3 separate regions of the Homo sapiens genome follow, and all the other regions are linked to region 3. A link is a loop called in an ENCODE intact Hi-C map of the cell type or tissue named here. Cell type or tissue: heart right ventricle. All regions are shown on one strand. Each heading gives the region's core, and the rest is flanking DNA. Links, peaks and the distances in the headings are about the cores only.

Region 1 (8,958 bases), core at 1-8,000, 66 kb after region 3:
TAGCTGGGCATGGTGGCGGGCGCCTGTAGTCCCAGCTACTCCGGAGGCTGAGGCAGGAGAATGGCGTGAACTCGGGAGGCGGAGCTTGCAGTAAGCCGAGATCGCGCCACTGCACTCCAGCCTGGGCAACAGAGCCAGACTCCGTCTCACAAAAAAAAAGTAGGCATTGAGTGCTTATATGGTAAGCACTGTGTTAAGCACTTCATATTTGATGATTTTAACCCCCACAACAAAACATTAATCGTTAATATGTGATAATTAACAAAGTTATGAATAAATCCATTTCACAGATGGGTCACGGAGAGAGGTTGAGTAAATCACGCATGGTCATACAGGGTTGGGATTTTTTTATTTTTTTGAGACAGAGTCCTGCTTTGTTGCCCAGGCTGGAGTGCAGTGGCATGATCTCAGCTCACTGCAGCCTCTACTTTGTGGGCTAAAGCAATCTTCCCACCTCAGCCTCCTGAGTGGCTGAGACTATAGGTGTGCACCACCATGGCCAGTGAATTTTTGTGTTTTTTGGTTGTTGTTTTTTTTTGAGACAGAGTCAGGGTTTCACCTTGTTGGCCAGGCTGGTCTCACCCACCTCGGCCTCCCAAAATGCTGGGATTATAGACATGAGCCACCGCGCTCTGCCAGAATTTTTGTATTTTTTGTAGAGACGGGGTTTCACCATGTTGCCCAGGCTGGTCTCAAACTCCTGGGCTCAAGCGATCTGCCAGCCTCAGCCTCCCAAAGTGCTGGGATTACAGGTGTGAGCCACCATGCCCTGCCTACAGAGTTGGGATTTTAATTCAGGCAGTCCAACTTCAGAGCTCTTGCACTTAATTACAGATGCTCTGTGTCTCTTTCCAGTTCTCCTTTCTCCAAATGGGATCATTCTACCTCTGTAAACCTGTCCTTATGACTTCCCTTTGAGTCAGGAAACCTAGTGCTGATGCCAAAGACCCTGAATAGATTTCTATTAGGGACGAGAGCCATGGAACGTTCCCTTTCCATCACTTAATTCAATCTCTGATGAAGTCCACACCAGTCATTCCCCCTGCACAGCCATCTTGCTCATATCCTTCTCAACAAAGTGGCTCCTAACCCTATCTGGAGGACTAGATAGCCATTCTGGCAGAACAGTGGCCCTAGTCACAAGGGAAAAAGGAACCCCTGTTTGCAAAGCAGCTGTATTTGCTAAGTAAGACACTTTGACAGGCTGAGCATGGCCTGTAATCCCAGCACTTTGGGAGGCCAAGGCGGGCAGATCACTTGAGGTCAGGAGTTCGAGGCCAGCCTGGCCAACATGGTGAAACCCCAGCTCTATTAAAAATACAATAATTCGCTGGGTGTGGTGGCAAGTGCTTGTAATCTCAGCTACTCAGGAAGCTGAGACAGGAGAATTGCTTGAACCTGGGAGGCTGAGGTTGCAGTGAGCCAAGATCACACCACTGCACTCCAGCCTGTGCAACAAAGTGAGACGCCATTTCTTAAAAAAAAAAAAAAAGGACACTGACAAAATGCCTTTTAAGGAAATGATATTTGGGGAGATATGCTGTCAGTAGTTTCGATAGGAACTCAGCATTGAGTTCCTACTGAGGAAACAGCAGAGAACATCTGTGAACATCTGTGGTTGGGTTCTCCTTCATGTTTCACCTCTTTCACATACCTCACATACCCCTGCATCCATCCTGCCCATCCTCTATTCCATTTGTCCTGTCATTTTTGACCCCGAGTTTTGACAACCCCAAACCTTGTCCCTCCATAAAGTAGACAGGCTAGTAGGTCATCATGGTGAAGAGCCCAGACTCTGGAACTAGACTGTCTGGTGGCAACTTTAGACAAGTCACTCAACCGCTCTTGGCTTTGGTTTCCCCATTTGTAAAATGGCATTGACAATTATAGTCTCTGCTACAGCTAGATGAGTTAAAATGGGTAGAGCATTTAGAGCAGCGCCTGACACACGCTGATTGTAAGCACTCAATACGTGTTCTTCCCTGCCACCTGATTAACAGCTTTGTGAAATTGGGCAGGTCACTCTGAAAGAGGGTATGATTATGATGTAGTGATTAAGAGCACTAGGTTTGACATCAGATGCCCTTGAATCTTGACTTTTTTTTTTTTCTGGAGACAGGCTCTCATTCTGTCACCTAGGCTGGAGTACAGTGGTGCAATCTCGGCTCACTGCAGCCTCAATCTCCCAGGCTTAAGTGATCCTCCCACCTTCAGCCTCCTGAGTAGCCAGGACTACAGGCATGCGTACACGACACTTGGTTCTGTTCTTGTCTCCTGTCCATTCCACCCCCGAGCCAGCAGTCCCAGGAGACAGCCTCTTCCTATTCAGTATCTCCCCCATGTAGGAGCTTAAGTAAATGAAATACCACCACCCCTCTCCCATCTTACCTTGAGATTAGGAAAGACTGTGGTTGAGGGCAGCCTGTGTTACTGAATGTTATCTTCGTGGGCTTGGCTCCAGAGCCCTCAGCAGGAAGAGGGACTGGACCTGCAGCCTCAGACTCAGCACTGGGACTTATAATGAACAGAGTCCTGAGCCCTCTGGTGGGGAGTATTGGGTTCCATTCTGCTTGCTCCTTGCAGGGCCTTTCCAAGAAGTCAAGGGCCCTTGACACTTTAAGGAGTGCCCACATCATGTCAAAAATATTAAAATGCACTGACATCCCACAGAATTTTTTTTTTCTTTTTGAGATGGAGTTTCGCTCTTGTCGCCCAGGCTGGAGTGCCACCACGCCTGGCTAATTTTTGTATTTTTATTAGAGATGGGGTTTCCCCATGTTGGTCAGTCTGGTCTCAAACTCCTGACCTCTGGTGATCCGCTCACCTCAGCCTCCCAAAGTGCTGGGATTACAGGCGTGAGCCACCATGCCCTGCCTGAAATGTGGTTTATACATAAACTATATATACAAACTGAGTTGAGTTGCAGTTGGTTGAGATTTTGTTTTGTAGCCATTTATTTCAATATTTATCCAATGCCATTTTGCAACTGTCTTTTTTATTTTGAAAACAATAACTTTTTTCCAGGTTTCAATAATAAGCCCTAGCTCCTAAGCCATTGTGTCTAAGGGATGGGCCAGCAGTCCCTCCAGTGCTTAGGCTGACTTGGTTGGATTCCCTGGTCCCAGAGCTTGTCAACTCCAGAGCCCATGTGAACCATGCCCACCCTATCTATCTATTCATCCACCCATCCATCCATCCGTTCGTTCATTCGTCCATCTGTCCATCCTTCCATCCATCTATCCACCCACCCATATCTATCTGAGCTGTCTATGGTAGAAAAAAAGCAACTTGGGCGGAGGCTAGAGAAGACAAGCATGGTGTGAGACTGCCCTCTAGAGATTGCTACAGGAAAGTGCAGGTGGGGAGCTCCCTCTTTCAGGATAAGATCAACCCCACCACTCGTTCACTCATTCACATTTATTGAGCGAGTACCTACCTATACCCGGCACCGTGTACTTACCTGTTCTGGGAACAAAAGACAAATACAAAGAGAAACACCACACGTCCCTGTTCTCCAGGAGGTCACCATGTTGTAGCAGTGACTGCAAACACATAAACAAATGATTACTGTTCTGTGCAATGACTACTGGAGTAGATGTGCACCAAGTTCTATGGGAGCACTGAAGGCAAGGAAATAAGTCTGGGGCAATAGGGGAGGTCATCACAGGGAAGGTGGCATTCAAGATGGGCCTTGAAGGATGTGTAGAAGTTTGCCATGTAGTGCTGGGGAGGAAAGGCATTCGGGGCAGAAGGAATGGCAGTGTAGAAATGCAGGCTTGTTGAGGGCCAGCAAGAGGTGTGGCAAAGCTGGAGCATGCATAGTACCGAACAGTCAAGACCCAGCTAGAGAGGCAGGTGGGACCAGATAGTGAAACTCCCACTCAAAAAACAGGAAGTGAGCCAGGTGTGGTGGTGCTCACCTGTACTCCCAGCTACTCGGGAGGCTGAGATGGAAGGACTGCTTGAGCTCAGGAGTTTGAGGCTGCAGTGAGCTATGATCACACCTGTGAATAGCCATTGCACTCCAACCTGGGCAACATAGTGAGACCCTGTCTCTTAAAAAAAAAAACAGAAAACAGGCCATGCCCAGTGGTTCATGCCTGTAATCCCAGCACTTTGGGAGGCCAAGGCAGGAGGATCACTTGAGGCCAGGAGTTCAAGACCAGCCTGGGCAACATAGCGAGACTGCATCTTTACAAAAAAAAAACAAACATTAGCAGGTCATGGTGGCATGAGCCTGTAGTCCCAGCTACTTGAGAGGCTGAGGTGTGAAGACCACTTGAACCCAGGACGTGAAGGCTGCAGTGAGCCATGATCGCACCACTGCACTCCAGCCTGGGTGAGAGAGAGAGAGAGACTCCGTCTCAAAAATAAAACAAAGCCGGGTGCGGTGGCTTATGCCAGCACTTGGGGAGGGTGAGGCGGGCAGATCACCTGAGGTCAGGAGTTTGATACCAGCCTGGCCAACATGACAAAACCCCATCTCTAATAAAAATCCAAAAAATAGGCCAGGCGCGGTGGCTCACGCCTGTAATCTCAGCACTTTGGGAGGCCGAGGCGGGTGGATCATGAGGTCAGGAGATCGAGACCATCCTGGCTAACACGATGAAACCCCGTCTCTACTAAAAAATACAAAAAAAATTAGCCAGGTGTGGTGGCGAGTACCTGTAATCCCAGCTACTGAGGAGGCTGAGGCAGGAGAATGGTGTGAACCCGGGAGGCAGAGCTTGCAGTGAGCCGAGATTGCGCCACTGCACTCCAGCCTGTGCCACAGAGCAAGACTCCATCTCAAAAAAAAAAATTAAAAAAAAAAAATAGCCCAGTGTGCTGATGGGCACCTGAAATACCAGCTACTCAGGATGCTGAGGCAGGAGAATAGCTTGAACCTGGGAGGCGAAGGTTGCAGTGAGCCGAGATCACATGCTATTATTGCACTCCAGCCTGGGCGACAGAGTGAGACTCCGTCTCAAAAAATAAAAACTAAAAAGCAAAAAATAAAATATATAAAACAAAAAAACAAAACAAAAGTAGGACATGTCGCACTTAAACTTAAGACTCTTTTTCTTGCAGCAGTGGTTTAAACAGAGGAACAAACAGGAAGATCTTGTCGCCTTTGAGGGGCTGTGGTTGGGCCCCTCAAAGTGACTTTGGAGGTTCTACGCCACTCATGGTCACCCAGTCCCCCAGTTAATCCCAAGTGGGAGCTCCCAAGCAATTGCTGTGCCTGACAGAATGTGCCAGGTACTTGATATGAGGTTTGTCAAATGCCCAGATCCCAGTGATTGCAGTCACCCTGCCCTCTCCCGTTTTCTGCAGACCGAGACGCGGGCACCCAGCACCGCACCTGGGCCCACTTCATCCAGATCATGAAGGTGGAGGAGACTGCAGCCAGCAAGTGCAACTGGCCAGCAGTCACACAGCTCCATGACTCCAAGGTTGAGTTCCTGCTGCCTCACTGGGTCCTCTGTGGCCAGCAACAAGCCACGTGTCACCACCAAGAGGCCCGACATCTTACAGGTGAAGGGCCCTCTCACCCTGGGTGTGACCAAATAAACTCCTCAAGAACACCAAACCAAACAAAACAGGACGTGATGCTCTGACCAGAACTCTGTGCCAAACAAGAGGGAGGCCTGACCCAGCCATTCAGAGAATCAGGCATATCCAGGACCAGGATCTCAGACACTGAGACACAGTACCTGCCTCTCAGGTGGTCTCAGCTGAAGACATTAGTGCTGAGATGATGAGGCCAGGGTGGGTGGGGAACTTTCAGGTGGGAGTACAGGTGAGACAAGGGAGCAGAGCATGCTAAGAGGAGCCAGGAGAGCTTCCAGAACACCTGTGGCTCTCCTATCTCCCTAACAATTCCTGCTTCACTCGAGTTTCCTTCCTGGACAGGAATCCTGTCTTCACCATCAACTGGCTGCGAGACCTTGAGAAAGTCACTTAATGATGCACTGGCTGGGTGAGGTGACTCACGCCTGTAATCCCAGCACTTTGGGAGGCCAAGGCAGGAGGACCACTTGAGCCCAGGGCTTTGGGGCTGCAGTAAACTATGATTATGCCATTACACTCCAGCCTGGGCAACAACAGAGAGAGACCCTGTCTTTAAAAAAAAAAAAAAATGCTGGGTACAGTGGCTCATGCCTGTAATCCAAGCTCTTTGGAAGGCCGAGGCAGGCAGATCACCTGAGGTCAGGAGTTCGAGACCAGCCTGGCCAACATGGTGAAACCCCATCTCTACTAAAAATACAAAAATTAGCTGGGTGTGGTGGCACATGCCTGTAATCCCAGCTATTCAGGAGGCTGAGGCAGGATAATCGCTTGAACCCGGGAGGCGGAGGTTGCAGTGACCAGAGATCGCGCCATTGCACTCCAGCCTGGGCGACAGAGAGTGAGACTCCATCTCAAAAAAAAAAAAAAAAAAAAAAAGAGTAATGGAAAGCCCATCCTTAAGCTTTTGTAGGATACATGGTGGCCCAGCCAAAGACTGGATTTAATAGCCCTCCTTGCAACTAGTTGTGGCCATGAAACTAAGTTCTGGCCAATGGAAGGTGAGCAGTAGGGAGCTGTGCAACTTCTAGATCCCATGCTTAGAAGGAAGAAAGTTGCTTGCTCTTCATTTTTCTCCTTCCTGCTGATTGAGAAGTGGTAACACCTGGTGTAGCCACCTTAGCCACAGAGATGGAAGCCACATGTTGAGGATGGCAGAGTCACTCTGAAAACCCCGGGCTGCTCACCTCTTACTGCTACATGAAAAATAAATGATCTTCTTTCGGATCTATCTTACCTAAGCCCCTGGATTCTGGTGCCTCTTTGTTATAGCAGATTACCATGTACCTTTAATTAATGCAGCATGTTTTTTAAAAATAATCCTTTCCTGTTAGAAAAGTGGGCAAAAGGCATTAGGTGATGGTTTACTCACACAAAAAAGGGCTACAAATGGCCTTTACATATGTGAAAATATGCTGAACTTCACTTAGAAGAGAAATGCAAGTTAAAACCACACTATGAGACTATTTTACATTAATCACATTGGCAGAAATTCAAAGGCTCAACCATACACTCTGTGGCAAGGCTGTGTGGGAAATAGGTATTCTCATAGTTGGCTGGTGGGAGTGCAAAATAGACCAGGCGCAGTGGCTTACGCCTGTAGTCCCAACACTTTGAGAGGCCAAAGTGGGAGGATCGCTTGAGGCCAGGAGTTCCAGGCTGCAGTGAGCTATGATTGCACCACTGCACTCTAGCCTGGGCAATAGAGAAAGACCCCAACTCTAAAAAAATAAAAAATAAAAAAAAAAAAACAGAAGAAAATAAACGTATCAGAATTGGCACTATCTTCCTCCAAGAGGGCAAAAGCTTGTCCCCTTGCTCCATGAGGGGAGTATTTCATGCTCTGGAGCTCCCCATGGGCTCAGGCTGCATCTGATCTCCAAATGAGATCAGATCCTTACTTCCCCTTTCCCCGTTTCCCCCGCTTCCCTTATGTCCTGCTCCGGAGAACAGTCTGTCCATCAATCACTTGCACAAGCATCCCGGTTTCAGGCTATGCTCTAGTGAACCCAGCCTAAGATACATGACGCTTACTAACCAGTCAGTAGCAAGGAAACGGAATGGCCAGCACTCGCTTCAGGCTCTGCCTCTGTGTGAGTTGCTGACACACAGAACATCGCAGAGGAGGAACACCGGGCCCAAACCGGTGAGTGATTAAGAAGAAGAAAACATGGTTCTTGGTAAGGCAATCAAACTAACAGAGGTGCTCTGGAAAGTCACACTCTTGGGGGAAGAAAAGAAGTAACCCTTGACCAGGCGCATGGGCTCACCCCTGTAATCCCAGCACTTTGGGAGGCCGAGGCAGGCGGATCACCTGAGGTCAGAAGTTCGAGACCAGCCTGGCCAACATGGTGAAACCCTGTCTCTACTAAAAATACAAAAATTAGCCGGGCGTGGTGGTGGGTGCCTGTAATCCCAGCTACTCGAGGCTGAGACAGAAGAATCGCTTGAACCAGGGAGGCGGAGGTTGCAGTGAGCTGAGATCATGCCACTGCACTCCAGCCTGGGTGACAGAGTGAGACTCCATCTCAAAAAAAAGAGAAAGAAAACTGCAAGATATTTTCTTTGTTTTTGTTTTCAGACAGGGTCTCACTCAGCTGCTCAGGCCGGAGTGCAGTGGCACGATAATAGCTCACTGCAGCCTTGATCTCCTGGGCTCAAGCGATCCTCCCACCTCAGCCTCCTGAGGCCCGGCTTTTTTTTTTTTTTTTTAAGTAGAGATGAGGTCTTGCTATGTTGCCCAATATGGTCTCAAAATCCTGAGATCAAGTGATCCTCATGCTTTGGCCTCCCGAAGTGGTAGGATTAAAGGCGTGAACTACTGCATCTGGCCAGATCTTAGCTGTTGGAATAAGGGTATTGATTCATTAATTCAATAATTTACTAATCGAGCACCTACTCCATGCCAGGTACTATCCTAAGCACAGTGAACAAAACAGGCAAAGATCCCTGCCCTCAAGGAGCTTAAATTATAGAAAGAATAAAGATGAAAAATACAGTAGTAAACATAACAAATAATGATATGGGTAAGAAGTTCATAGAGACTAGGGAAGAGACAATTGCAATCTTAAATAGGGAGATCAGGCAGGTCTCACCGAAAAGGCAAGATTTGAGCAAGACATGAAAGAAACTAGGTGCTGGGAGCGGTGGCTCACGCCTGTAATCCCGGCACTTTGGCAGGCTGAGGCGGGAGGATCACCTGATGTTGGGAGTTCGAGACCAGCCTGACCAACATGGAGAAACCCCGTCTCTACTAAAAATACAAAATTAGCTGGGCGTGGCGGGCCTGTAGTCCCAGCTCCTAGGGAGGCTGAGGCAGGAGAATCGCTTGAACCTGGGAGGCAGAGGTTGCGGTGAGCTGAGATTGCGCCACTGCATTCCAGCCTGGGAAACCAGAGCGAAACTCCA
Region 2 (8,497 bases), core at 1-8,000, 56 kb after region 3:
ATGAAATGTGGATGCAGTCCATTACCTGGGAAAAAAGCAAAATGGACTCTACATAGAGACAAGATCCAAAGAGATATTCATCTGATTGCCCTGAGTTAACCAACAATAGGCCATAAGCTCAGTGAAGTTACACTGGCCCCAGTGCTTTCCTTAGCTGCTCTCATATAAATATTCAAAAGTCTTAGTCGGTGCTCACGCCTGTAATCCCAGCACTTTGGGAGGCCAAGGTGGGCAGATCACGAGGTCAGGAGATCGAGACCATCCTGGCTAACATGGTGAAACCCCATCTCTACTAAAAATGCAAAAAATTAGCGGGGCTTGGTGGCAGGCACCTGTAGTCCCAGCTACTCGGGAGGCTGAGGCAGGAGAATGGCGTGAACCCGGGAGGTGGAGCTTGCAGTGAGCCAAGATCGCACCACTGCACTCCAGCCTGGGAGACAAGGTGAGACTCTGTCTCAAAAAAAAAAAAAAAAAAAAAAAAAGTCTTGGCCGAGTGCAGTGGCTCATGCCCATAATCCCAGCACTTTGGGAGGCTGAGGCAGGTGTATCACGAGATCAGGAGTTCGAGACCAGCCTGGCCAACGTGGTGAAACCCCATCTCTACTAAAAATTCAAAAACTAGCCAGGCATGGTGGCGGGCTCCTGTAATCCCAGCTACTCGGGAGGCTGAGGCAGGAGAATCGCTTGAACCCAGGAAGTGGAGGTTACAGTGAGCCGAGATCGCACCACTGCACTCCAGCCTGGGTGAAAGAGCAAGACTCCATCTCAAAAAAAAAAAAAAAAAAAGTTTTTAGGGCCAGTCATGGTGGCTCACATCTGTAATCCCATCACTTTAGGAGGCCGAGGTGGGCAGATCACCTGAGGTCAGGAGTTCAAGACCAGCCTGGCCAACATGTTGAAACCCCATCTCTACTAAAAATATGAAAAATTAGCCAGGAGTGCTGGCTCACGCCTGTAATCCCAACTCTTCGGGAGGCCGAGGCGGGTGGATCATAAGGTCAGGAGTTTCGGTCCAGCCTGGCCAATATGGTGAAACCCCGTCTCTACTAAAAAAAAAAAAATACAAAAATTAGCCAGGCGTGGTGGTGGGTGCCTGTAGTCTGGGCTACTCAGGAGGCTGAGGCAGGAGAATCACTTGAACCCAGGAGGCAGAGGTTGCAGTGAGCCGAGATCGTGCCACTGCAATCCAGCCTGGGCGACAGAGCGAGACTGTCTCAAAAAAAAAAAATAGCTGGGTGTAGTGGGGCATGCTTGTAATCCCAGGTACTTGGGAGGCTGAGGTTGAGGGTGCAGTGAGCTGAGATCGTGCCACAGTACTCCAGCCTGGATGATAAAGTGAGACTCCATCTCAAAAAAAAAGTCTTTAGGCCAGTGTGATGGCTCACACCTATAATACCCCGTGCTGGTATTGTTTGAGGCCAGGAGTTGGAGACCAGCCTGGTCAACATAGCAAGACCTCGTCTCTCCAAAATAAATAAATAATAAATAAATAAGCTAGGTATGGTGGCATGCACCTGTAGCCTCAGCTACAGGGGAGGCTGAGGCAAGAGGATCCCTTGAGCCCAGGAGGTTGAGGCTGCAGTGAGCCATGATTGCACCATTGCACTCCAGCTTGGGCCAGAGAGTTGAGACCCTATCTCTAAAAAAAATTAAAGTAATAAAATATCATTACATTCTTGTACCGCTTTATAGTTTAGAATGTATTTCACATATTCCCTGTGTGCCTCTCATAATCCTCCAAGACAAGGCAGCTATTAACTCATTTTTATGGATGAATAAGCTGAAACATGCAGAAATAACTTGCTAAAGGTGGAAACAATCCAAATGTCTATCAGCTGATGAATGGATAAATAAAATATGGTGTATCCATACAATGGGATATTATTTGTCAATAAACAGGAAGTAGTCATATATGTTGCAATATGGATGAGCCTTGAAATTATGCCAGGTGAAAAAAGCCAGTCAAAAAGACCACATTATTGTATGATTCCATTTATTTGAAATGTCCAGAATAGGCAAATTTGTAGTAACAAAATAGATTGGTTTCCTAGGGCTAGGGGTTGGGGGGAAATGGAGAGTGACTGCCAATAGGTATGGAGTTTCTTTTGGGAGGATAAAGAAAATGTTCTAAACTTCATTGTGGAGATGGTTACACGACCAAATATACTAAAAACCATCAAGTTACATACTGTTTTTTTTGAAACAAAGTCTCACTCTGTTACCCAGACTAGAGTGTGGTGCGATCTGGGCTCACTGCAACCTCCACCTCCCGGGTTCAAGTGATTCTTCTGCCTCAGCCTCCCGAGTAGCTGGGATTATAGGCGTGTGCCACCACAACCAGCTAGTTTTTGTATTATAGTAGAGACGGGTTTCACCATGTTGGCCAGGCTGGTCTTGAACTCCTGACCTCAAGTGATCCCCCCTGCCTCAGCCTCCCAAAGTGCTGGGATTACAGTCCTGAGCCACCGCACCCGGCCGAGTTACATACTTTAAATGGATGCATCTTATGCATTGTGAATTCGATCTCAAATTATCATTTGGGACATGAAGGATGTCTCAAATACAAACACAGAGCAAGTTAAACACTGTTGAACTTGGATAGATTACGGTGATGTCAGTACAATCACTGCCACAACTGTGCTGTGTTCTCCCCCTATCTTGGACTGGAGGCAGCAGCTTCAGTGCGATAGAATCAAGATTAATAGGGTCAAGGGAATTAGTGATAGCCCACCATTTGGCCAACAGCATTAGTGGTCTCTGGTAATATCTATTCTGTGGAGATGGATGTACCCAATAAAGTTGGGGGACAGAGTCACTGGCCCACAAATCCCAGGTAATCACATTAAGAGATCCAGCCTGCTCTGCCTAATGTTATTACTTTCTCCCTGTGGAAAGGAGAAATATGACACTCCAGGGGACTACATTCATTGTTTACTCAGTCAATCAACATTTATTGAGCACCCACAGTGTGCAGAGCTAGTATCAGACCAGGATTTGAAAAGTAAAAAGTTCTTCCCCTGAGGGATCTGCAAGATTAATGAAGTCTCTGCCCTCAGGGAGCTGGGAAACTGCTGGGGGAAAAAGTCTTCGGTTTCAGGGCTCTCCCAGTCAGATGGGGAAAGGAGAAAACCACCCAGAAAAGCAATGTAAAGATACTCACAGCACTACACTCTGACCAACTGAGCTAACCGGTTGGCAGCCCTAAGGACTCTTAAAAGATAAGGGAAGTCATCCTGCAAATTAAGGACTTGGCAGCTGTGGGACCTCAGTGTTAATTAAAGGTGTTTTGAAAGCCCAAGTTAAGGATGTTAGAGAAGTGTGCTTTGGAAGAGGCAGAGAGACAGAGATGGCAGACAGACACGGGGAATGTATTCTGAGGTTCTCTGCAAAGGCAGAAGGAGAAGCAGTACCAGAATGCGAAGGACTGGTAAGCAAAAATACTAGAACATAAAAAGAAATCAGTTTCTGTCCTGAAAGACACCACAACCTAGTTGAGCCACATTAACAAGCTTATTTGCGCTAACAAGGGGTAGGGTAAGGGTGGGGAAGGATTGTGTTATGAGGATATAGGAGTGGCTCAGAATCCCAGGTTGCAAGTCTCCCAGCACTGTACTCGGCCATAGTTCTTAAACCGCATGTGAATCTATAATTATCTCAAAGAGCATGTTGAGATGAGGGAATTGCAACCATGTGTGAGGTGAGGGTATAGTGTTCTAGTGTGTCATAGTGAGAGACAAGGCTCCATCCCGAGGCTGTAGGGGACAGTCCATTCTTTCAGTGGTTGTTGGTGTCCCTTGACTTGTGGCATCACTCCAAAACCTGCTTCCATGGCCACAGTGCCTCCTTCCTATGCCGCCGCCTCTCCTCAGTGTGTGTGCTCTGTGTGCCCTCTTATAAGGACATATGTCATTGGATTTAGGGCCCAGTTGGCTAATCCAGGATAAGTCTTTTCTTCAAGATCCTTAATCACCTTTTGTCATATAAGGCATTACTTGTTCAGTATGTAAAGGGTATGAGAAGCCTGTGCAATGTGGCAAGACTCCTATCTACAAAAAAAGAAAAAGCCAGGCTTGGTGGCATGTGTGGACATCTCTTTTTGGGTGGGAGGGCACCATTCAACCCACTACAGAAAGGTAGGGGCAGATAAATGATTACTAGGATTCTGACCCAGCCAATCAAGATAGAACACACAGAAGAAACAGCAGCCTTCAGGGCTTGAACTTCAGGGAGGGAAGTTCAAGTTTTAACTGAATTTGAGGGTCTTGTGAGGATACTCAGTAGGCAATGGGATAAATGTTTCAGCAAAGAGCTGGGTTGGAGCTGCAGGTTATTCCTGACATGAGTGGCATAGCTGAAACCAAGGGAGTGGACGAGCAAATCTGGAGAGAAAAGATAGGGCAGGCTGAGGACAGACCCTGAATAATGCTAACTTTAGGAGTCAGGCAGGGGACCAGAAGCCATCCATGAAGGGAAGAAAAACCAGGAGAAAATGGGAAGGCTGAAAGCCAAGCAAGGAAATAGTTTCAGAAAATGAGTTCAATAGTGTCAAATACTAGTAGGGTAGGACTGGAAAGAAACCTTTGATTTTAGGAACTTAATGTTGACAGGCAGATAAGCTTTTTTCTCTCTTTAAAAAAATTTATTCTCATTAAAGAACACTTGAAATGCATGAAGTACAAAAGTATAGTTACATCAACCAAACACAATTATTAGCATTTCCATCCATTTTTTAAAACATTGTTTTCAGTCAGGGTTTCACTCTGTCACCCAGGCTAGAGTGCAGTGACACGATACTTCACTGCAACCTTCACTTCCTGGGCTCAAGTGATCCTCCCACCTCAGCCTCGGAGTAGCTGGGACTGCAGGCATATACCACCACGACCCAGTACATCTAGTTGTTTCTATATATAGGTGAGCTTGTGAGTTTTTTTGGGTTTTGAGATGGTATCTCACTCTATCTCACCCAGGCAGGAGTGGTGTGATCATGGCTCACTGCAGCCTCGACCTCCTGGGCTCAAGCAGTCCTCCTCCCTCAGCCTCCTGAGTAACTGGGACTGCAGGCACATGCCATGACACCTGGCTAATTTTTTTTTAAAAATTTTTGTAGAGACAGGGTCTTGCTATGTGGCCCAAGCTGGGCTTGAACTGGCCTCAAGTGATCCTCCTGCCTTGGCTTCCCATAGTGCTGGAATTATAAGTGTGAGCCACCATGCCTGGCCTAGGTGAGTGTTCTTTTTTTTTTTTTTAACACAAACAGAACTAGGTGAGCCTTCAAGGAAAGAAAAAAGACTGTGTGCATGTGTGCGTGCATGCCCGTGAATGCCTGCCTTGATTTCCAACACACGCGTCCTCCTTTAAATCCTCCCTGAGCTGGAGACTGACTTGTGGGCCCTGGGAGAGTGTGTGGGAGTGTGGAGAGTGACCTTTGGACCTGGGTACTTTCCGGCCCCTCCTCCCATGGAAGTTGCTGCACTGATTTGGCCTGTGCAAACACCAGGCACTTTTCGCTGGGTCAATATTTCACATCCGTTGTCAGGGTCTAATCCATCTTCAACATCTGTTCCCTGGGATGTTGTGCACTGCTCTGCCACCTATGACCCCTCATGGTCTTTGTCCCCAGAAGAGGATCTCTACAAGGTCCCCAGGGCTTTCTCCAGCTTGAGGCTGCTCGGTTCTTCTCTTTTTTTCCTCTTTAAACCCTCTCACCTTTGCCTGAGCCAATAATCTCCCTCAAATTACAGGGAGAAGCCCCTTCTGTCTGGAAGCCTTCCCTGGCTCCAGAACACAGGGACGTGGTAGCTGCTGTTGTGTAGAATTCAGCAAACCTCACCTGCCAGTGGGTCCAGAACACGTTCTGACCCAGTGTCCTGCTTGCCACCTTGTACTTCCTGACTGCTGCTTCCTGCTGTGAGCCTGCTGGAGCCCTGGGGACACACATTTACTTGAATAACATCTCAAAATAGACTGGGAAGACAAAATGTACTACAAGGGGCCAGGCACCGTGGCTCATGCCTGTAATCCTAGCACTTTGAGGGGCTGAAGCAGGCGGATTGCCTGAACTCAGGAGTTCAAGACCAGCCTGGGCAACAGGGTGAAACCCCATCTCTACTAAAATACAAAAAATTAGCTGGGCGAGGTGGTGGGTGCCTGTAGTCCCAGCTACTCAGGTGGCTGAGGCAGGAGAATTGCTTGAACCAGGAGGTGGAGTTTGCAGTGAGCCAAGATCATGCCAAGGCACTCCAGCCTGGGCGACAGAGCAAGACTCCATCTCCAAAACAAACAAACAAACAAGAACCCAAAATATACTACAAGGTGTAACTAGAAATTGTTTTCAAGATTGGTGCTTTTGCACCATTGATTAGACGAGGCAACCAAGTGCATTTATTTTGATGCATGCCTGTCTTGTTCCTCTAATCAACTCCCAAGAACAGGGACAGACTGGGCATGGTGGCTCATGCCTGTAATCCCAGCACTTTGGGAGGCCGAGGCGGGCAGATCACCTGAGGTCAAGGGATCGAGACCAGCCTGACCAACATGGTGAAATCCCGTTTCTATTAAAAATACAAAAATTAGCTGGGCGTGGTCGTGGGTGCCTGTAATCCCAGCTACTTGGGAGGCTGAGGCACGAGAATCACTTGAACCCGGGAAGTGGAGGTTACAGTGAACCGAGATTGCACCACTGCGCTCCAGCCTGGGATACAGAGCAAGACTCGTCTAAAAAAAAAAAAGAAGAAGAAGAAGAACAGGGACAGATTTCTGTTCATTCTCCTCAGTGCAAATCTCTGGCCCCAGCTTTCCTCATCATTATTCAAACCCAACATATATTCGGCATTTACTATAAGCAAGTGCTGTTATTAAGCCCATTTATAGATGAGGGAGCCAAGGCTTAGCAAGGATAAAGACTTGAAGGCCGCACAGCTGCAGAAGGTCAGGCTGGACCAGGGTTTATGTTGTTAACACTAAATTGTTTGGAGAAACAGCAAACCCAGCTGTGGGGGAATGGGAGGGGTGGGTGTGGAGCCTGAGGCTAACTTCCTCCCACCCAGCCATTCTGTCCTCTCTGCAATAAAATTCATAGTCCAGGAAATTCCCTGCAAGTGACAATGACTCTTAAACTTTCCTGAAGATAAGAATTGCTGGGCCAGAGCCTCCTTCACTGCTTGCCATCCCTTCAGCTGATGGTCAGTAACTCTTTCTTTGCCAGTAGCCTGCCTGGCCTTCCAGTTTACCAGAGAGGCCCTGGTGATGAACCAGGCCCACCTCCCATCTTCCGGAACCCATCCCTGCCACCTCACCCAACCCCACCCTCCTTCCCTCTTTCACTCTGGGAGTTTTTGCAGTTCATCTGCTCAGCCAAAGAGAAGTAACTGCTAATGTTAAGCCGAAATTTGGGTCAGGCCAGGAGGCACCTTTAAAATAAAAAATTTACTCGGGTACAGGAAACAGCTATAAATGATCTTGGAAATGCAGGCACTCCATCTGGTTACACACTCCAGGCAATGCCCAACAGAGCATCTGAAGGGGCCTTGCTTATCAACTGTCATGGATTCAGGAAGCCAAACAGACCTGCCTGTTACCAAGGTGTCTCCTGCAGGCCCCTGCCTCCAGAAATGACCACCCCTGAGATGAAAACTTCTCTTGGGAAGAAACTGAGAAGGAGCTTTTAACAATTTGCTCAGGGCTTCCCACTCTTTGTTGCTGGGACATTCTTTCTGTAGCCAGCTTCAGTCCCTGTTAACACATAGTGAACAACAGTATTATTTTTGTTGTGTTCCACATCTGCCGTGTATAATCTCCTTTTATTTTTTTCTGAGTTAACTTTGTTTTCTTTTTTCTTTGTTTTTTTTTTTTGTTTGTTTGTTTTTCTGCTGACTACCTACTTATCTGTCATAACTTTGTTTTTATTGTGGTAAGAACACAATGTGAGATCTAGCTTCTTTTTTTTTTTTTCATTTTAAACAAGAAGTTTATTTAAACAACAAGACGCTTGACTTGAAGGGAAAACTATGTAGGATTCTTTTTTGTTTTAGAGTAATTTATCCTTACTTAAAGACAGATTACCCTACATGTAACAGCTACGTACAAAAAAGTTATAAAATTGTCCTTGGTTTTACAATGATAAATGAAAAACATTAAAATTCTCCAATTGAACAAGGTATGCAAGGATTTTTATGTTGTTGTTGTTGTTTTGTTGTTGTTGTTAAAACAGTGAGAGCAAAATAACTTACTGGAATATAAAGATAGGAGCTGAATGAGCATGCCACTAATGGAGAAAGGGGGTATTTTCACAGAATCAGTATTTTTCCCCATCCCGTCTCCCCTTGATGTCAGTCAAAACATACCATTGGCTGTTTAGTTAAAAAAAAAAAATGCAATATGCTTGTGCACATATACCAGTTACTTTACGTACAATAAAGGAATGGGGAAGGGGGAAATGAAAGAACAGAGAAAACTATACGGTAGTAGTCAGGATGTGGTGGAACCAAATTGCAGTTTT
Region 3 (8,408 bases), core at 409-8,408:
ATCTCTATTAAAAAAAAAATTAGCTGAGTGCAGTGCTGCATGCCTGTAGTCCCAGCTACTCAGGAGGCTGAGGTAGGAGGATTGCTTGAGCCTAAGAGTTTGAGGCAGCAGTGAGCCATGGCTGCACCACTGCACTCCAGCCTGGATGACAGAGACCCTGTCTCAAAAAAAGAAAAGAAAGGCCGGGCGCGGTGGCTCATGCCTGTAATCCCAGCACTTTGGGAGGCCTCAACTGAGGTCGGGAGTTCGAGACCAGCCTGACCAACATGGAGAAACCCCGTCTCTACTAAAAATACAGAAAATTAGCCAGGCATGGTGGTGCATGCCTGTAATCCCACCTCCTCAGGAGGCTGAGGCAGGAGAATTGCTTGAACCTGGGAGGCAGAGATTGCGGTGAGCCGAGATCATGCCATTGTACTCCAGCCTGGACAACAAGAGCGAAACTCTGTCTCAAAAAAAAAAAAAAAAAAAGGAAAAGAAAAGAAAAAAAAGGTCAAATTATGTTTGCTCTTGCATGAGAGGGCCTCATGCATGTAAAGTAAAAAATTGAGCCCATGCACTTTTAGATAAACTGTTTCACCATGGAATTATTGCCTGCATTTCCTCGTATTCTAGGCTGCCTATGACATAAGAGCCATCTTGGATGGTACCCGAGACAGGTGCAAGATGGCAAATGGTACTTGCCATGTGACTACTTTTGCTTTGTCTTTGGCCTCCTTGCTTTCATTTCCCCCAAGCTTCTCTCCCTGTTTAATCTCCAAGGCTGAATCCTGTCTCTCCAAAGATCCTGAAAGAGCATCTCCTTCAAAGTTTGCCTACTGGGGACAGGCATGCTGAATCTAGCTTGCAGAAATGTCTACTTCTGGGGCATAGTAGCGCATACCTATAATCCTAACACTTCGGGAGGCCGAGGTAAGGGAATCACCTGAGCCCAGGAGATTGAGGCTGCAGTGAGCTGTGATCATGCCACTGCGCTCCAGCTGGGCAACAGTGAGACCCTGTCTCAAAAAACAATCAAACAAAAAAACCTATGTGTATATATAGTATGTGTGTATATATATATAGTACATATATACACATATATAGTATGTGTGTATATATATATAGTACATATATACACATATATAGTATGTGTGTGTATATATATATATATATATATATATATATAGTATGTGTGTGTATATATATGTAGTTGCCAACAACTAGAAAATGCAGATTTCCATTTCTTTTGGAGAGGTCTCTATTCCTTCATGCCAGCAATCAACCAGAGCTCAGTAATGCCTCCTGTAGACATTTCCCAGTCTGCCCCAATGCCCAACACTCCTTTTTGTTTCCCTGACACAGGAGCCAAGTGACAGTTATCCTTATATTATTATTTTTCTTTTTTTTTTTTTTTTTTTGAGACAGAGTCTCACTCGTCACACAGGCTAGAGTGCAGTGGCATGATTTCGGCTCACTGCAACCTCTGCTTCCTGGGTTCAAGCGATTCTGTTGCCTCAGCCTCCCGAGTAGCTGGGATTACAGGTGCCTGTCACCATGCCTGGCTAAGTTTTGTATTTTTAGTAGAGAACGGAGTTTTATCATATTGGTCAGGCTGGTCTCAAACTCCTGACCTCAGGTGATCCACCCACCTTGGCCACTCAAAGTGCTGGGATTACTCAAAGCAAGTGTGAGCCACCATGCCCAGCCTATTTTTCTTATAGTAGCATTGAGACATCTCTTTTTTAGAGACATGGTCTTGCTATGTTGCCCAGGCTGGTCTCAAATGCCTGGCCTCAGGAGATCCTCCTGCCTCAACCTTGGAAGTAGCTGGGATTACAACCATGAGCCGCTGTGCCCAGCTCAAGAGAGGTGACATTTTCTTAAACGCAGCCCACTTCTTTCATTTAAACTATATGCCTGACCCTATAGACATCTGAATTTATACCAGTTCTGCTCTAGTATCTCTGGCCTCCAAGCAGTTTCAAGTGAAAACAAAAGCTACTTCCACCAGGGCTGAGCAGAAAGCTTTTTTTTTTTTTTTTTTTTGAGACAGAGTCTTGCTCTGTCACCCAGGCTGGAGTGCAATGGCACGATCCCAGCTCACTGCAACCTCCACCTCCCAGGTTCCAGCTATTCTTCTGCCTCAGCCTCCCAAATAGCTGGGATTACAGGCACCTGTCACCATGCCGGCCTAATTATTTTTGCATTTTTAGTAGAGACGGGGTTTTGCCATGTTGGCCAGGCTGGTTTCAAATTCCTGAACTCAGGTGATCCGCCCACCTCGGCCTCCCAAAGTGTTGGGATTACAGGCGTGAGCCACCACGCCCAGCCAGAAAGCATTTTAATTCCCTGGTTTTCAGAATAAGAATTAAATCTGACCCAGGTGATGCTGGGACCCCCCCCCCCACCCCCCGCTCAGACTTTTCAGATGTGGACTTTATTTGGTTCTACAAGACTTCTCTTAACAGTCTTAGCAACCACTCCCTGCTCACCTGGTAGTTCCCACCTATTGTCTTGCGTAACAATTTTGTTGGTGCCAACACCAAAAGCAGTCTTGTAGCCTTGAGGAATAAAAGGAGGAAAGGCAAAAGACATGGCCTAAGGAGAATACAAAGGAGTGAGGGGAGCTGCTGGTGGCATCCTGAAATATACATACATCATGGTGTAAGGGCCTCTGCCGTCAGCTACAGGTGACTAAGCCACTTATTAAGAGGCAGCTGCAGTGTAGTAGCTAAGAACTCAGATTTCGAAGTCTCTGTCTGGATTTAAATCCCAGCTCTGCCACTTCCTAGTTGTCTGAACTCAGGCAGTTTATTTAACCTCCTGCCTTAGTTTCCTCATCTGTAAAGTGGCTTCTCCCAGTTATGGAGATTAAATGAGTTTACTCATTTGACTTAATGCAACACAAAGTTCTTAGAACAGTGCCTGGCACATAGAAGGTACCCACAAAGTGCTCTCTACCATTACCAGCTGTGTAACCCTGGACTGTGAACTTCCTGATGGAAGAGGCTGTGTCTCTGCATTCTCAGCTCCTAGCAGTGTCTAGAAAAGATACTAAAAATGAGATGTTCATATGCTCCTTGAATTAATGGGCTGGAAGAATGAATAAATGCATGAACTAATTAAGCTTCTCCAAGGTTCATTTTCCTTAGCTATATAACAGAAGTGTTGTTGTGAGCATTAGGTAAGTAACATTTGTTATTTACATTGTTAAAACATCAACCTTGGGTCCTTCTCATATAGCTGGCACTTAAAATGCTTGTTTCATTCACTTACAATAGACTATTGAAAACCCACTTACCAAGTAGCAGACATTACACTAAAGCATTTATAAACATAATGTCTCATCCTCATAATAACCTATCATGGATACTCTTTCCTCTATTACAGATGAGAAGACTGAGACAGAGAGACTAAGGTAAGAGGCACAGCTGGGGTTGGAAGACATGTCCATCTGACCCCACAGCCTGTCTCTCCATGCTCCCCTCACTGCCTTTTCCTCTCGGCAGGCCATCCATAAATAGTGTGACCATAAACTAAAGTAACTGATCTCCTAACTCCCAAAAGCAATCTTAGTGACTTTAGTCTCTTAAGAGTCAGTTGGGGACAGGCACGATGGCTCATGCCTGTAATCTCAGCACTTTCGGAGGCCAAGGTGGGCAGAGCACTTGAGCCAGGGGTTTGACACCAGCCTGGACAACATGGTGAAACCCCACTCTACCAATAAATAAATAAATAAATAAGCCAGGTGTGGTGGCGTGTGCCTGTAGTCCCAGCTACTCAGGAGGCTGAGGTGGGAGGATCACTTTAGCCCGGGAGGCTGAGGTTGCAGCGAGTAGAGATCACACAACTGCACTCCAGCCTGGGAGACAGAACTAGACCTTGCCTCAAAAACAAAAAGAAAAAGAAAAAGAGAAAAATAATCAGTTGGTCCCACATCATTTTCCTTAAAGTCAACTGCTTTAAATTCCCATCTCCAACAAGGGCTTGGATCTCTCCAGATTTGCCATAACCTGGTAACAGCTGTATTGTTTCTACTTGTATTTATTTTCACTCTCTTTCCCTTCTTTTCTCCAATGTCCACATTGTACCAGGGCTCCTATTAAGGGTGTAATTAGAATATTTTCTAAGCTTCTATGGAATTCCTGAATGTTAGAGCTGGGAGGAATCTTTTTAGAGGAGGTTTTGAACTCTCTGCCCTCTGCCAGTCTGTGCTAGGGGAGGGGACTTGTACCCAGCCAGAGAGCAAGAAATCAGAAGCACCATCAAAACCCCAGCTTCCTGGTCCCCAAGTTATCTTCCCATTATGCTGGGTTAGTGGACAGACAAAGTGGACTAAGTGCTTTAGAGAGTTTTTAAAAGACTAAGGCTGGGTGCGGTGGCTCACGCCTGTAATTCCAGCACTTTGGGAGGCCAAGGCAGGTGGGTTACTTGAGGTCAGGAGTTGGAGACCAAGTTGGCAAACATGGTGAAACCCCGTCTCTACTAAAAATACAAAAATTAGCTGGGCATGGTGGCAGGCGCCTGTAATCCCAGCTACTCGGTAGGCTGGGGCAGGAGAATCGCTTGAACCTGGGAGGCGGACGTTGCAGTGAGCCCAGATCGCACCACTGCCCTCCAGTCTGGGTGACAGAGGGAGACAGTGTCTCAAAAAAAAAAAAAAAAAAAAAAAGACTAAGAGCTGTACTACCAATGTAACAAACACAGTAAATAGCAAAATAGCATCTTCAGTTTTTCTTAATGACACAAGAAAGAGCATTGTGTCATTAAGGAAGGGTATTAGTCCACCTTTCCAAGTAGGATATAGTTAAGACACTGAAAAAATTCTCATGTTTCCTTCCATTTTAGTATAGGGTTTGATCTTGAGATCTTCCAAGCCAGAGGCTGTCAACAAGATCCTGGTTAGACAGCACGAAAATGTCCTACATTGGCCACCAGGGGGAGGGAATGAGCACTGGGACGGGTCCACTGGGACGGGTCCATTGCGGGTTATTTGGAAAAAACTCAGAGGAGGGTCCCTGTCTTATTTCCACTTCTGAAGGACTATACCTGTTGACTACTCTCCTCTTCCCTGGAGGTGTTGCAGAGGGTGGAAAATGTTTAGTGCTTTCTTTTATCTTTCTTTCTTTCTTTCAAACTCCAGCCTGTTGCCCAGGCTGGAGTGCAATGGCACGATCTCAGCTCACCGCAACCTCTGCCTCCTGGATTCAAGTGATTCTCCCGCCTTAGCTTCCCGGGAGCTGGGACTACAGGCATGCACCACCACGCCTGGCTAATTTTGTATTTTTAGTAGAGATGGGGTTTCTCCATGTTGGTCAGGCTGGTCTCAAACTCCCAACCTCAGGTTATCAGCCCACCTCAGCCTCCCAAAGTGCTGGGATTACAAGCATGAGCCACCGCGCCCAGCAGTTTAGTGATTTCTTTTGCAAAACTGAATGAACACGGGCATCCTATAAATGATAGAAAACAATAATTTGGTGGTTGACTAAGAGAACCCTGGGAGAACATATTTCAAGTTGTAGCCAAGTTTTTTCATCTCTGACCTTCATCACCTGGACTTTTTTTCTAGTCTATAGGAATATATAGAGCACTGAAAGTTTCGCCTATTGTGTCTGTCTGTGAAGTCCCTCTCTTTCACCAGATAATAGGTTTTCCTTCACGTACCTCCTTTTCATCTTTTGGTCCTCATTTCCCTACTGGAAGCATCCCTCTGAAGGCCTCCAGTGGTTCTTGGAAAATGTCAAATTGGATGGGGGAAGAAAAGATGTGGAGGTAAGACCTCTGGATCTTGCTTTCAGCTTTGCCCCTCCAACTCAGTATGTCATAAAAATCCAAGCAATTATTTCCTCTCCCACTCCCTATCTTCTCTATAATTACAGGACCACTAGGAGGATAAAAGCTTCACATCTAGAAAAGTGCTTTGAGCTTTGATTCAGACAGGATAAAATAAGATGTTTTTTGTGGTCTTTTGACTTTTCGTTTTAGTCACACTTTGAATTTCAGCCCGGGGCCTGAAAGGGTCCTAAGCAAAATGTGAACTAACAAGGGAGGGATGGGGCACCCAATTGCTCAAGGGCTTTGCCAATAAGAAGTGTTGAGAATGACAAGTCACCTGTAGTGGGAACAATAAGAATCTTGCTGACTTAGATGCCATCTTTTATTCTTCTAGAAACTGAGAAATTCTGCAAGATTGGAAGATGCAATATTCAGATCAGGCTCATGCCTAGTCATTTTCTCCACAATATTCAGGGCATTGCTAACAAAGACAGATGGATCTGGATCCAAATCCCAGCTCTACTAGTTTCTAGAATGTGTGACCATGGGTGAGTAACTTAGCCTCTCTGTACCTCAGCTTCTGTATAAGTAAAATGGGGATGATAATAATATTCATTTTATGGAGCTGTTTTAAAGATTAAATGAGTTAATATTTCTAATACCCTTAAAGCAGTGCTTGGTTCAAAATAAAGGCTATATTGTAAAATGAAAATATAAACCAGGCGTGGTGACTCATGCCTGTAATTCCAGCACTTTGGGAAGCCCAAGTGGGAGGATCACTTGAGCTCAGGAGTTCGAGACCAGCCTGGGCAAAAAAGTGAGCCCCCCCACCCCCACCTCCATCTCTTAAAACAAACAAAAAAGAAAATATAATAATAAGATTGGCATAAATATTAAATTTTTTTGGAGTGCCTCGCACATACTGGTGCTTTCAAAACGTTAGCTCCCTTCCCACTTCATCCCCCAATGTGATATTTTTCCTAGAGTTCAAATCCCAAAGGAGAACTTTCTGCAAAGCCAGAAGAGTATTTTTTCAGGAGGGGTGAGAAATAACAACTGGAAATGAAAGAACACCAGGCTGGAAGGCGGTAGGGGCATCAGCAGAGGACTATGCCGGCCATGAAAAATGGGAAGTGTCTTGCTGGAAGGTTTCTCCAGACAAAGGAAGAACAGTGATGAAGAAAATGACCCAATGATGGGGATGAAGGGGATGAAGAGAGTTGTGTGAGTCCCAGGGATCGCTGGTGTCTAAGCGACAGCTCCTTGGTGGACTGTGGTTTAGGAAATCGGGGGAGGGCGGGAAATGAACGTTAATAAGAGGGACTGAGAAGGGGGGAGTCCCGGAGCCGAGGGACCGTGAGGGTGAGTGCCTGGCGCCATGGAACGCCACCAGGGAGGGCAGCGGGCTACCCTGGGGACCTGGGTCCCGTGTGGGTTTAAGGAGACGTGTCTAGCCAGGTTTTCAGGGGACAGGCACCAGGAGGCTGCGGTCTGGAGCCAGCACCGGGCTTTGGGGCGCTCTTACCCGCAATTCCTACTCCCCCGTCTCGCCCCGCTGGGCTGCTAGTCCAGCTTGCAACCACACCTGCCGGCCCCCTCCTCGAAGGATGAAGGAGTAACGCTCCCATTGGCTGCCAGACAGCCCCAACCCCAACCCGCGCTCGCCCTAACTTTGGGTCCGCCCGGCCCTCATATTTGCATACGGGGCCTTCTAGGCCTTCGATTGGCCCCTGCAGTAGCTGCCATGCCCCCTCCCTCCCGAATCCAATTAACCGCCCAGGCGCTAGGGGAGGGGCGCGCCCACGGTTGTCCCGGGAGACGCGGAGGACGCGCGCACCGCGCACCCGGGCGCCAGGGGCTGGACCGCCGCTCGCTCCCGCAGCCCTACCCTTGCCCAGCGAGCCAAGCCGCAGTCCCAGCCCATCCGCGCCGGTGCCGTCGGGCGCCGTGCGCGGGCGCGGCCAGAACGTCTGGCTCCAGAGGTCCAGCTGCGCGGGGCTGCGGTGAGGGAGGGGGGCACCTTGAATTTAGGCCTTCGGGAGAGGGCAAACCTGAAGCAGGAGGCACTGTGGGAAAACACTGGTTGGAGACTTAAATCAGCATCTCAGGCATATTAGTGCCTGTGTCACCTTGGGCAGGCCACGTTACCTCTGTGAGGCTTAGCTTCTTCAACAGGAAAATGGGTGTTGCAAACCTGTGATGACCGCTCAGGCGTATTGAACCCTGACCTCACCTCCAGAGTGTGGGGGTCATGGCCTCCAGTGAACTGATCAGTAAGAGAGGGCCGCCTAGACCGACTGAAGAGTCAGTGAGACTTAAGGGGTTAGGGGTCTGGGCTTCTCAGAGCAACCATTTGGTCTCAGGTGGAGAATCTGTAGTAGTGACTGGATTCAAATCATTGAAGATGGTCGGGCGCGGTGGCTCACGCCTGTAATCCCAGCACTTTGGGAGGCCTAGGTGGGTGGATCGCTTGAGCTCAGAAGTTCAACACCAGCTGGACAACATGGCGAAACCTCCTCTCTACTAAAAATACAAAAATTAACCGAGCGCGGTGCGCGTACCTGTGGTCCCAGCTATCGGGAGGCTGAGGCGGGAGGATCGCTTGAACACAGGAGGCAGAGGTTGCATTAAGCTGAGATCGCGCCACTGCA

Evidence for each region. Hi-C counts contacts between places; a loop is a spot of excess contacts. Peaks named below come from ENCODE experiments on the same cell type or tissue, not always from the same donor. Only the 100,000 strongest peaks of a DNase experiment are listed, where the experiment ranks them.
Region 1: it touches region 3 in a loop (10-fold over the local background); 107 of 110 quality-filtered maps call a loop at or near these places.
Region 2: it touches region 3 in a loop (4-fold over the local background); 99 of 110 quality-filtered maps call a loop at or near these places.

Annotation. Positions count from the first base shown.
Region 1 is chr17:48,875,804-48,884,761 of GRCh38, forward strand. LOC105371814 (a long non-coding RNA gene) reads right to left here. Exons shown (of 4, transcript NR_135674.1): 3 at 3,461-3,542. It overlaps LOC124900395 (small nucleolar RNA SNORA68), which reads left to right and starts at 5,037; the gene lies at 5,037-5,164. RefSeq lists an enhancer at 3,289-3,388. In heart right ventricle, for the core only: CTCF peaks have their summits at 2,537 (motif pointing left), 3,331 (motif pointing left) and 3,531; a DNase peak (open chromatin) is centred at 3,338.
Region 2 is chr17:48,866,342-48,874,838 of GRCh38, forward strand. It overlaps the pseudogene SUMO2P17. Among named protein-coding and RNA genes, the nearest start is that of ATP5MC1, 22 kb to the right of the region's middle. In heart right ventricle, for the core only: no CTCF peak of the experiment used is centred there; DNase peaks (open chromatin) are centred at 3,800, 5,450, 5,980 and 7,050; H3K27ac peaks cover 4,837 bases.
Region 3 is chr17:48,809,688-48,818,095 of GRCh38, forward strand. TTLL6 (tubulin tyrosine ligase like 6) reads right to left here and starts at 7,542. Exons shown (of 16, transcript NM_001130918.3): 1 at 7,283-7,542. The coding sequence starts at 7,385. It overlaps LOC105371813 (a long non-coding RNA gene), which reads left to right and starts at 2,553. Exons shown (of 4, transcript XR_001752926.1): 1 at 2,553-2,672; 2 at 3,373-3,400; 3 at 6,152-6,305; 4 at 6,742-7,271. RefSeq lists silencers at 7,248-7,297, 7,388-7,737. In heart right ventricle, for the core only: CTCF peaks have their summits at 4,915 (motif pointing right) and 5,117; DNase peaks (open chromatin) are centred at 4,927 and 7,494; H3K4me3 peaks cover 1,271 bases; H3K27me3 peaks cover 980 bases.